3 separate regions of the Homo sapiens genome follow, and all the other regions are linked to region 1. The links are chromatin contacts, found by Hi-C or POLR2A ChIA-PET in ENCODE. All regions are on one chromosome and are shown on one strand. Each heading gives the region's core, a stretch centred on a gene start or an enhancer-like site at or near the end of the contact. The rest is flanking DNA. Distances are from core to core; before and after follow the strand shown.

The links. A loop is a pair of places that touch in the nucleus more often than their neighbours do. ChIA-PET counts read pairs that join two places held with the same protein, here RNA polymerase II (POLR2A). Pooled maps may share reads with other maps.
Region 2: a loop to region 1 is called in a map with no recorded cell type, with 15 times the contacts of the local background. The contact joins the enhancer-like site here to the promoter of ZNF215 in region 1. A Hi-C loop is called at or near these places in 2 of 37 single-sample maps with no recorded cell type.
Region 3: a loop to region 1 is called in a pooled map, with 9 times the contacts of the local background. The contact joins the promoter of RHOG here to the promoter of ZNF215 in region 1. A Hi-C loop is called at or near these places in 1 of 37 single-sample maps with no recorded cell type and 1 of 50 pooled maps. POLR2A ChIA-PET finds 5 or more read pairs at or near these places in 1 of 52 experiments (A673).

What each region holds. Positions count from the first base shown.
Region 1 is chr11:6,925,065-6,927,878 of GRCh38, forward strand. It overlaps ZNF215 (zinc finger protein 215), which reads left to right and starts at 1,362. Exons shown (of 7, transcript NM_013250.4): 1 at 1,362-1,621; 2 at 2,598-2,743. LOC107984019 (a long non-coding RNA gene) reads right to left here. Exons shown (of 4, transcript XR_001748112.3): 2 at 753-2,098.
Region 2 is chr11:3,865,656-3,868,629 of GRCh38, forward strand. The region is part of intron 1 of STIM1 (stromal interaction molecule 1); the gene reads left to right. Among named protein-coding and RNA genes, the nearest start is that of MIR4687, 11 kb to the left of the region's middle. Within about 2 kb of position 1,701, at least 25 of the 41 ENCODE cell types and tissues checked have a DNase peak (open chromatin) inside an H3K27ac peak, as active enhancers do.
Region 3 is chr11:3,839,382-3,842,303 of GRCh38, forward strand. It overlaps RHOG (ras homolog family member G), which reads right to left and starts at 1,578. Exons shown (of 2, transcript NM_001665.4): 1 at 1,513-1,578. RefSeq lists silencers at 1,319-1,708, 1,759-1,808, 2,159-2,428, 2,469-2,518.

The DNA.
Region 1 (2,814 bases), core at 112-2,611:
CCAGCTACTTGGGAGGCTGAGATGGGAGAATCACTTGAGCTCAGGGAGGTCCAGGCTGCAGTGAGCTGTCACACCACTGTACTCCAGCCTGGCAGCCTGGGTGACAGAGTGAGACCCAGTCAAAAAAAGAAGAAAGAAAGAAAAGAAGCAAGCAAGCAAGAGAGAAAAAGAAAGAAAGAAAGAAAGAAAGAAGAAAGAAAGGAAAGAAAGAAAGAGAAAGAAAGAAAAGAAAAGAAAAAAGCAAAGAAAATAAGAAATCTGAATAAAGTATTGTGGACTTAATGTATCAATGTTATTTTATTTTTTATTTTTATATTTTATTTTTATTTTCTTAGTTGTAACAAATATACCATAATAATTTAAGAGGGTAATAACAGGGAAAACTAGTTGTGGAGTAGAAGGTAACTCTGTATATTACCTTCTCAATTTTTCCAAAACTGTAAATCCAAAACTGCTCTAAAAAATAAGGTCTATTTAAAAAGAAATAAAAGAAACTATATGGTGTGTCCTTGTTTTTTTGTGTCACTAGCTGTTCAAAGTTGCCATCTTGTTTTACCTTAGTCCACTCCTGGCCTAGATATAAAGCTCTCTCTGGTTTAAGTTCTTTCACTCTGCTCCTACAGCACTGTCCACATGCCTCTAGGCAAGCACTAATCATATTATCATGTACTTAATGCCACCAAGCATTCTCTCCTTTGTGACACACACATCCCTTCCCTCTGTGTCTCCACACCCACCAGATTTCCTCCTACCTCTCAGGCTGATCCTCCTCTCTCTTTTTTGCAGGTCCGCCTTCCTGACTCAACCAATGGTGTTGGTGTTCCCTGGGCCAATTCCAGCCCATTTCCTTCTATTTTCTCTCTTCCTCTCTGTCCCTTTCTCTGCAGTCCTATTCCAATGGATAGCATCAATCACCATCTACCCAGATTGACCCAAATTTTACAGGTCTAGCCCCAGACATCTCTAAATTCCCAAATGCCTACATCCAAATGCCTAATTGACAATGCTTCTCAGATGCCACAAAGTACCTCAGTCTTAACAAGCCAAAACTGAACAACGAACTGCAAGCCCTCTCACTTCCATACAAAACTGAATGAATGAATCTGTGAACCAATAAACCAATAAAGACCATGTAAGAGACAATGTCTTGTCGAAATTGTCATTGTTTTTTGATTCCAGACAAATGGGGTGTGGGGAACAGAAAGGCGATTTGGACTAGTTTCCCCGGACGGGATGAGGCAGCGCCGGAAGTATGACGCTCATTTCTTTAAGCCACTAGAAGCTCACCGTGAGTCCATTCACAGGGCCAGAGTTCCAAGTGTGCGGCGTGGGCGGGGCCTGCAGAAAGGGACGGGGCCTGCAGAAAGGGACGGGGCTGGCAAAGGCCTGGTCTACCTCACCGATCCGGGTCGCGGGGGCTCCTAGGGGGTTCCTTCCACAGCTGGTGCGCGTGCGCAAGAGTGCGTCGAGGTTGTTCCGCGGCAATTTATGAAACTCGGAGCCGGCAGTGAGTTGAGGGTTCGGCGAGGTCAGGGATTCCTAGTTGCAGCGTGATTACCAACGCCAGCTCCCTTCACTGTCCAAGACAGCGATTCCGCGGCTCCTCTGAGAACTGGCGCTTGTGAGTGACTGAACGGGCCACTGGAGAGGAGCGGTGCTCACGGGTATCGTTCTCGTCAGCGGGCGGTGGGGACGCGGGGTCTTGGAATTGGGAATCACGCTTGAGGGCGTCCATGCGGAACGTGCAGCTTACCTCAGCTTGCTTGCAGTTACCCAGTTTCCACGCTGCCCTCCAAGGTCTGTGCCGGAAAACCTGGAGGAGGGCGCGAGCTGACGGGAGGGATGGAAACGTGGGCTGCGGAAGTAAGACAAGCGTTGAGAGCAGCGACAGAGGGCGAGGGGGTGGGCGGCGGGACGGCTGGGGTCAGGATCCAGCTCCGCTAAAGCAAGGATTTAACCACACTCCTGTCGCCTCTTCCACTCTGCAATAGGGGCAGTCTCCAGACGCGCAGAGTGGTTAGTATGTTATGATCAGCTGGTTTGGGAATGGCTGGTATTGATGCCTCATGGAAAAACCAAGCGTGACTGGATCAATCAACTGGGAAAGACAATGGAGTTTTAATTAATTCATATTGCCTTGTTTTCCCAGTCATTCCTGGCCACCTCCCTAAAAGATTAAAACCTCCAAGTATCGTACTTATTTTAAAATAATTCTTTCTCCATTTAACATAAATGACTTCTATTCAGTCACTTATTTGCAAACTGTTTTCTGTTCCTCTTTATCTAAGCTACTCTCGCCAGGTGGTTCTTACCTCAAGCAGCTGTCCTACCTACAACCTGTTTGATTAGAAATAACCCTCTTCACAGACAGTACCTTTTTTCCATAATTAGCAGCTGTTCGAGTTCCTTGCGGCCATAAAACCGTAGAACTGGTGCCACCTGGTTATATTAGTCTAACCATCCACTACAACTTCAGGTCCCTCCGTCACAGTGGTACTGGCTCCGTGTCTTAATCCTGAATCCCACCTTTATATCAGAGGCATCTATTCAGTACTTTAGAGTTTAACTGTTATATTTCCTGGCTTTGTATATTCCAGTGTTCATCATTTGCCACTTAAGCTACTTGCAGTCACGTCACACCTTGGATCTCTATCATCAAAACTATTCCACCTCGGAAATCTTACCTAAATGCAGCATGCCATCCTGAACGTCTCTCCCTGTCCTAGCTCTGTAACTGTTTACAGTGAGTAATTCATTAATTTGTGTTTTTCACCTACAAACCTCCCAGTATATTTGTTGCTTTTTTTTTATTTC
Region 2 (2,974 bases), core at 451-2,950, 3.1 Mb before region 1:
GGATGTACAGTATAGGCATCTGAAGGAGACAGGTCAGAGCCTTATGTTGTATGTCTCACCACTGAGCTGTTCAGCTGGCTCCATTATGGATTTGGGGCCTCCACAGGCAGGGTAAATGTATTAAAAACTTTGTGGGGTTACTCGTGGCCACCTGGAAAGTGCCAAGGGGAGGTTCTCTGGGCATTGAGAATTTGACAACTTTGCCTGTGTTGATACAACTTGCTAGAGCAGGCAAGACTTGAAGAGGGATGGCTGTGGTCCTGTCATGTTTATCAGAGTGGAGCAGATTTCTTTTGTGTGAGAAGTCATGCAAGAAAAATCCGGAAATGAGCCAACAGCACTTAAACTTTTGTTTTCTGCTGGGGAGCATGGAATAGAGAAGGTGCAGGTTCTAAAATTTCTGTATGGGTGGTGGTTGCTTTCCTGACACAGAGTTCCAGCCCCAGACCACTTTACTCACTTCATCTCCCTCTGTTCCCCTTGCTGCATTCTTGGCAAGCCAAGCATTTTTCTTTGTTCTGATCTGCAGAACAAACTTTTATTTATACTGCTTCACTTTTGTTTTTACTTATGTCATTTAACTTCCTTCAGAATGTCTTTATTACCTGTCCTTCTTTATTTCTACTTCCAGTCCTCTATGAAGTCTTTCCTGACACTAATTCTAGCTGTGAGATACTGCTGACCTGTGAACAAACTCTGGTAGCACTTACTATCTGCAGTGCTCTCTGTGCACTTCACACCCTGCTTACGCCACAAGAGGCAGCTTGCTATGTCTTTTTTTTTTTTTTTTGTGACAGAGTCTTGCTCTGTCCCCTGGCTGGAGTGCAGTGGCGTAATCTTGGCTCACTGCAACTTCCGCCTCCTGGGTTCCGGTGATTCTCCTGCATCAGCCTCCTGAGTAGCTGGGATTACAGGTGCGTGCCACCATGCCCAGCTAATTTTTGTATATTTAGTAGAGACGGGGTTTCACCATGTTGATCAGGCTGGTCTTGAACTCCTGACCTTGCGATCCGCCTGCCTCGGCCTCTCAAGATATGTCTTTTACAGCAAGCCAGTACCTAAGAGCACTGGGCATTGGTTTGAGTTCTTGGTGACAGTATGACAGTGTGATCCAAACTGTCAAATGACAGTTTCCTCACTTGAAAAATGGAGTTATCAGCACCATAAGAGAGGGTAAAGAAAGAAAGAAAAGAAAAGTAAAAAAGAAATTAAAACTGTGCTTTATTTATTATTATTATTATTTTTGAATATTTCCTTGTCTCTTAAGGGCAAGAGCCATGTCTGGTTTGTTGGCTGTAGTACATATCCTCAGTACCTATGAGAGTGCTGGTCAGAGAGTATGTGCCCAGTAGATATTTGTTGACCAAATGAATAACAATGAATTGATCTTTGGATTGAGTAGGTGGGGAGGGAGAATACCAAGTACTTGACATCAGTTCCTGTAAAACTGTTAGATGAGCATGCCCTGGGATTGGGATAGAATTCACATGGTGAGTTTTCTGAGGAGTTCTGTAGGGATTATTTTTCTGCCTGACCTAGTACTTCATCCCTATTTACTAAGCACCTACTGAAGCTGTGCTCAGTGACAGTTATCAGTCATAATGAGGGATGGTTTGGCTATTGACTTTGGTTGGCAGTTTTTGTTTGCCACAGCAATGACTACCCTGAGCAGGTGGCTGCAGTAGGAGTGGAGAACTGTGCTTGAAGAGGACATGAAACCTGTAGGCAAGGCCTTCTTGGGTCTTCCTGCTCCCTGTCTTTGGTTCCATGGCCCACATGGGTTTACCTCAGGTCAAATTTGAGGCAGCTGAATGAACAGAATGAACTTTCACTACTTTGCTGAGACTAGCTTGTGGAACGGAGGAGGAAACCTTTCATGGTTCCCACTCCTGGGCTTGTTGTGCAGCAGAGAGATAGGATAGTCCTGTGAAGATTGCTGGCTTTTTAAATGTTATCTCTGATGCTGAGAACTCCAGCCTGAGCAGGCATCACATCAGCTTTCCTTCAAGACGCTGGGGAGGGGCCTCTTGGGAGATGTGATGGAGGAGACAAAAGAATAAAAGTAACTGTGCTGTCAGCACGGCCCAGTAAGGGCTTATCTGACCCTTTCCTCGGTTGGCCATATACACAGAGCCCCTGGCTGCCTTGTGTTGATCTCTGGCCTAGGTAATGACCAGAAATCTCACTGGCAGGCAGGCAGGCAGGCAGGCAGGCAAGCAGGCAGGCTTTCAAATCTCATGTGCCTCTAATTTTCTCAGTGTGATTCAGTAGCTCTGCTCCTGTTTGGCCTCTCTGGGTTATCTCAGGCCTCTCAGGAAGCTCTCAGAACTCTCGTCACTACAGTGTATGTTCGAACAAATGTGTCTGTGCTTGCCAAGTTCCCAGAGCTGGCTTCTGAAATACAGCAGCCAGGGGAGATGGGTGGCCTTCAGGTGTAACACACACACACAGGTTAGAAAGCAGTGTGTGTCTGTGTGTGTATTTGTTGCTGGGTGGTCGAATTTGTGGAGGTCTTGTTTCAAGAAACTTTTGCTGACAAGAGCAAAGGTCACTGGAACTCACACTTCATATCTCTGAAGAGATAAATATGTAATTAAGACAACTGAAATAACTTCGATGGTAAGAATGATGATGACAGCTACTATTTATTGAGCACCTTTGTAGGTGTTTTACATCTGCAAAACAACTCTTAAGGGTGGATATAGCTCTCATTTTACTGATGAAGAAATTGTAACTGAGAACTTAAGGTCATTTTCCCAAGGTGGCGGAGCCAGGATTTGAAATTAGCTTTATCTGATCCCAAGACCAAAATTGTTTCTATTTTTGTTTAATAACTTGGTGTGGGGTGGGGTGGCGGGGAAGAAACAGCTATCTGAGTTTAGAATTTAGGTGGAGATAGGCATTTTGATTAAAAATTATACAATTTATAGGACTGTTAAGTGGTGTTAGTTTATTCTATCACCCAAGTGGCCTG
Region 3 (2,922 bases), core at 328-2,827, 3.1 Mb before region 1:
CCTTCATTCTGCTGGCTTCCCTTGCTCTGGGCCCTCTCAAGGCTGAGGGCAGTTATTTTGTCTGTAAGAGATAAAGATGTAGTCACACAGACACGCGCGCGCGAACACACACACACACACACACACACACACACACACACACAGGCTTTCCATCTCTTTAATCCATCTCTAAGAGATGAAGATGTAGATACACAGACACGCGCGTGCGAACACACACGCAAACACACACACACACACACACACACACAGGCTTTCCAGCTCTTTAATCCGTCTCTATCACTGGGAGGCTGCAGACTGCCTCTCCAAGCTAGGGAGGTTTGAAAAGACTCTAGAACTCACTAAGTCTTCAACAACTGATTCCAAAGCTGGAGATAAGTGGGTGGGAGGGAAGGATACAGAGAGGGTGACAGGCTGAGGGTTCAAAAGGAATGAGGGGTGATGGAAGAAACCAGGAGGTGCATGTGTGTGGGTGCCAGAGCTGGGAAGGGAAGGGATGGGGCAGGTTGCAGAGGACCAAGACGAACATGGGGCAGGGTAGGTGAAGACAGGTCAAGGCCTAGGTATGACCGTATGTTTGGAGGAAAAGAGACTGGAAGGGATGAGAAGAGAGTGATGGCGGATTTGTGGGTAGAAACTAAAGAAGGTGTGGAGGGAGACGACAGGAGCATGTGTATAATTCAGGGACTAAGAATGAAGAGGAACACTAGGAGATGGTTCTCAATTGTCCCCAAAAGACACAACAAAAACTTGTCAGGGACTATCAGTACCTCTGAATGAGAGTCCTTCCACTTCCAGTTACAGGGCAAGACCAAGTTACTCCCAAAAGAGCAAGGCCAGGCTCTGGTCAGCTAGGAACAGCGTCTGCTCACTAAATACCTACTGCTTGGCTCCAGGTAAGGTCGGGACTCAGGAAAACAGACATACAGACAACGACTGGGGTCGGCGGGGCTCCCCCACCCAACCCGGGTCCTCCTGAGTGCAGAGGGCCTTGGGGCTGCAGACCGAGTGTGGGTCTGTATTAGCATCCATCTGACAGGGAGAGAGCTTTCGGAGGCCCCAGACACCGCCCCTCTCACCCCAAGTGTCACAACTGCCAGAGCAGAGGGAGCGCCTTTTCCAGCCCAGAAGCCCTCTCCCCTCACGCACTTCTCAACACCCCCCCCACCAACTTCTGAGGACACCCCACCTGCGTCCGATCTCCCAGCTCTGAGCTCTTCCACTTCAGAGACACTTATCTTGGAGCCCGGGACCCTCCGACCTCAGGGGTCCCTCTCGGCTCCCTAGAGGCGGTACAGCCGCCGGGAAGCCACCCTCGCCGAGCCTCCGCCGGCTCGCAGTGGCCCCGTTCCCGCCCCGCCCGGCCGGCCGCGCCCGCCCTACTTGGACTGAACCGAGAAGCTCCCGCCCGCGGCCTCCGCCAGCAAACTCATGAGCCGGCGCCCGCGCCGAGTCCTGGGCCGGCCGGGCTCTCCTCCCCCGGACCCCTACCCGCCAGCCCCGGCCGGGCCTCACCTGGTGCCCTCCCCGAGGCGGGGGAGCTGGGGGCGGCGGCAGCGGCTCCGGGCTCGAGAAGGAAGTGAGAGCGGGAGGCCGGAGGAAGTGGGGGGGGCGGGCCGGCGAGGCGGGGCGGGCCGGGGCGGGGCCCGACCAGGAAGTCCGAGGGCCGATCTCCCCCTCTCCAGCCCCGGCCCGCCCCCAGCCTCGCCCCCGGCCCAGTCCCGGGCTTGCCACGTTCCCCTCCCAGTCCGCTGCCCCTGCGGTCAGTAAGTCAGGCCTCCCAAGGTCAAGTCTCTCCGCCTCCTCCTGGCCACCCTACCCCTGGAGGCCCTACCCTGGGCGCTAGGCGTTCGTCCTCTTCCCCCCATCCCGCCCCCACCAGCCTCCGCGGGAAGATGCTGAGAAAGGCGCCCCTGGGCCTGGTCCCTTCAGTCAACCCCAGGGATAGAGTGGTGGCCGAGGCTGGGGCAGTCCCCGCCCCTGCCCTGAGCCCCGGGGGAGTGCGAGGTGGTGGTGATTCAGCAGTGGGAAGGCCCCAGACCCCTGGGGAGGGTGGGGAGACTCGGGGGGAAGAGGAGCTGGCGTCAGCACCCAAGGGAAAGACAAGATCAGCAGAGGCGCAGGCGGAGCCGCGGGCCCCAAAAACAGGATGTCGAGTCGTCATTCAGCACCGTGCAGCCCTGCGAGGCCTGGCTCTGGGGAGGGGGCGGGGCGGACGGAGGACTTGGGGCTTCCCTCGCCCCCTCGCCCCCTGTTCTGCTGGGGCGCGCAGCTGCTTGGGGCTGAAGAGCCGCACCCAGGCCTGAGGTCCAGCTTGGGCCCCGGCGACCCGCGGGTGGGCGGGCTCATGGGCGCCCTCTGGTGCTTCGCTCCCTGGCTTTGCGCTCGGAGCTTTGACTTGAGAATCCATATCCTTCGTTCAGCACAAAGTTTCTGAGCGCCTACCACGTGGAGAGAGCTAAGTGCTAGGTGCTGTGAAGAAACACAGCGTTTAAGACAGGATCCCTGTCTTCCAGAAGCTTTTCAAATAAACGGATTGATTCCAGGAATAAATAGCTTAACCTTTCTGAGCCTCAAATCTGTCTTTGGTAAAATAGAATAATTATATTTCACCCCGTAGTTTTGAAGATAACATGAGAATGGGTGTAAAAGACCTGTTGTCAATGCGTATCTCAAACACTAAACAAATATCTTTTAAAAATATCATACCCTAAGAGTCTGGCGCGGTGGCGTCTGCCTGTAATTACAGAGATGGTGAAACCTTGTCTCTATAAACACAAACACACACATATTTTTTGACAGTCTCACGATGTCACCCAGGCTGGGGTGCAGTGGCACGATCTCGGCTCACTGCAATCTCTGCCTCCCAGGTTCATGCAGTTATCCTGCCTCAGTCTCTCGAGTAGCTGGGGTTACAGGTGCATG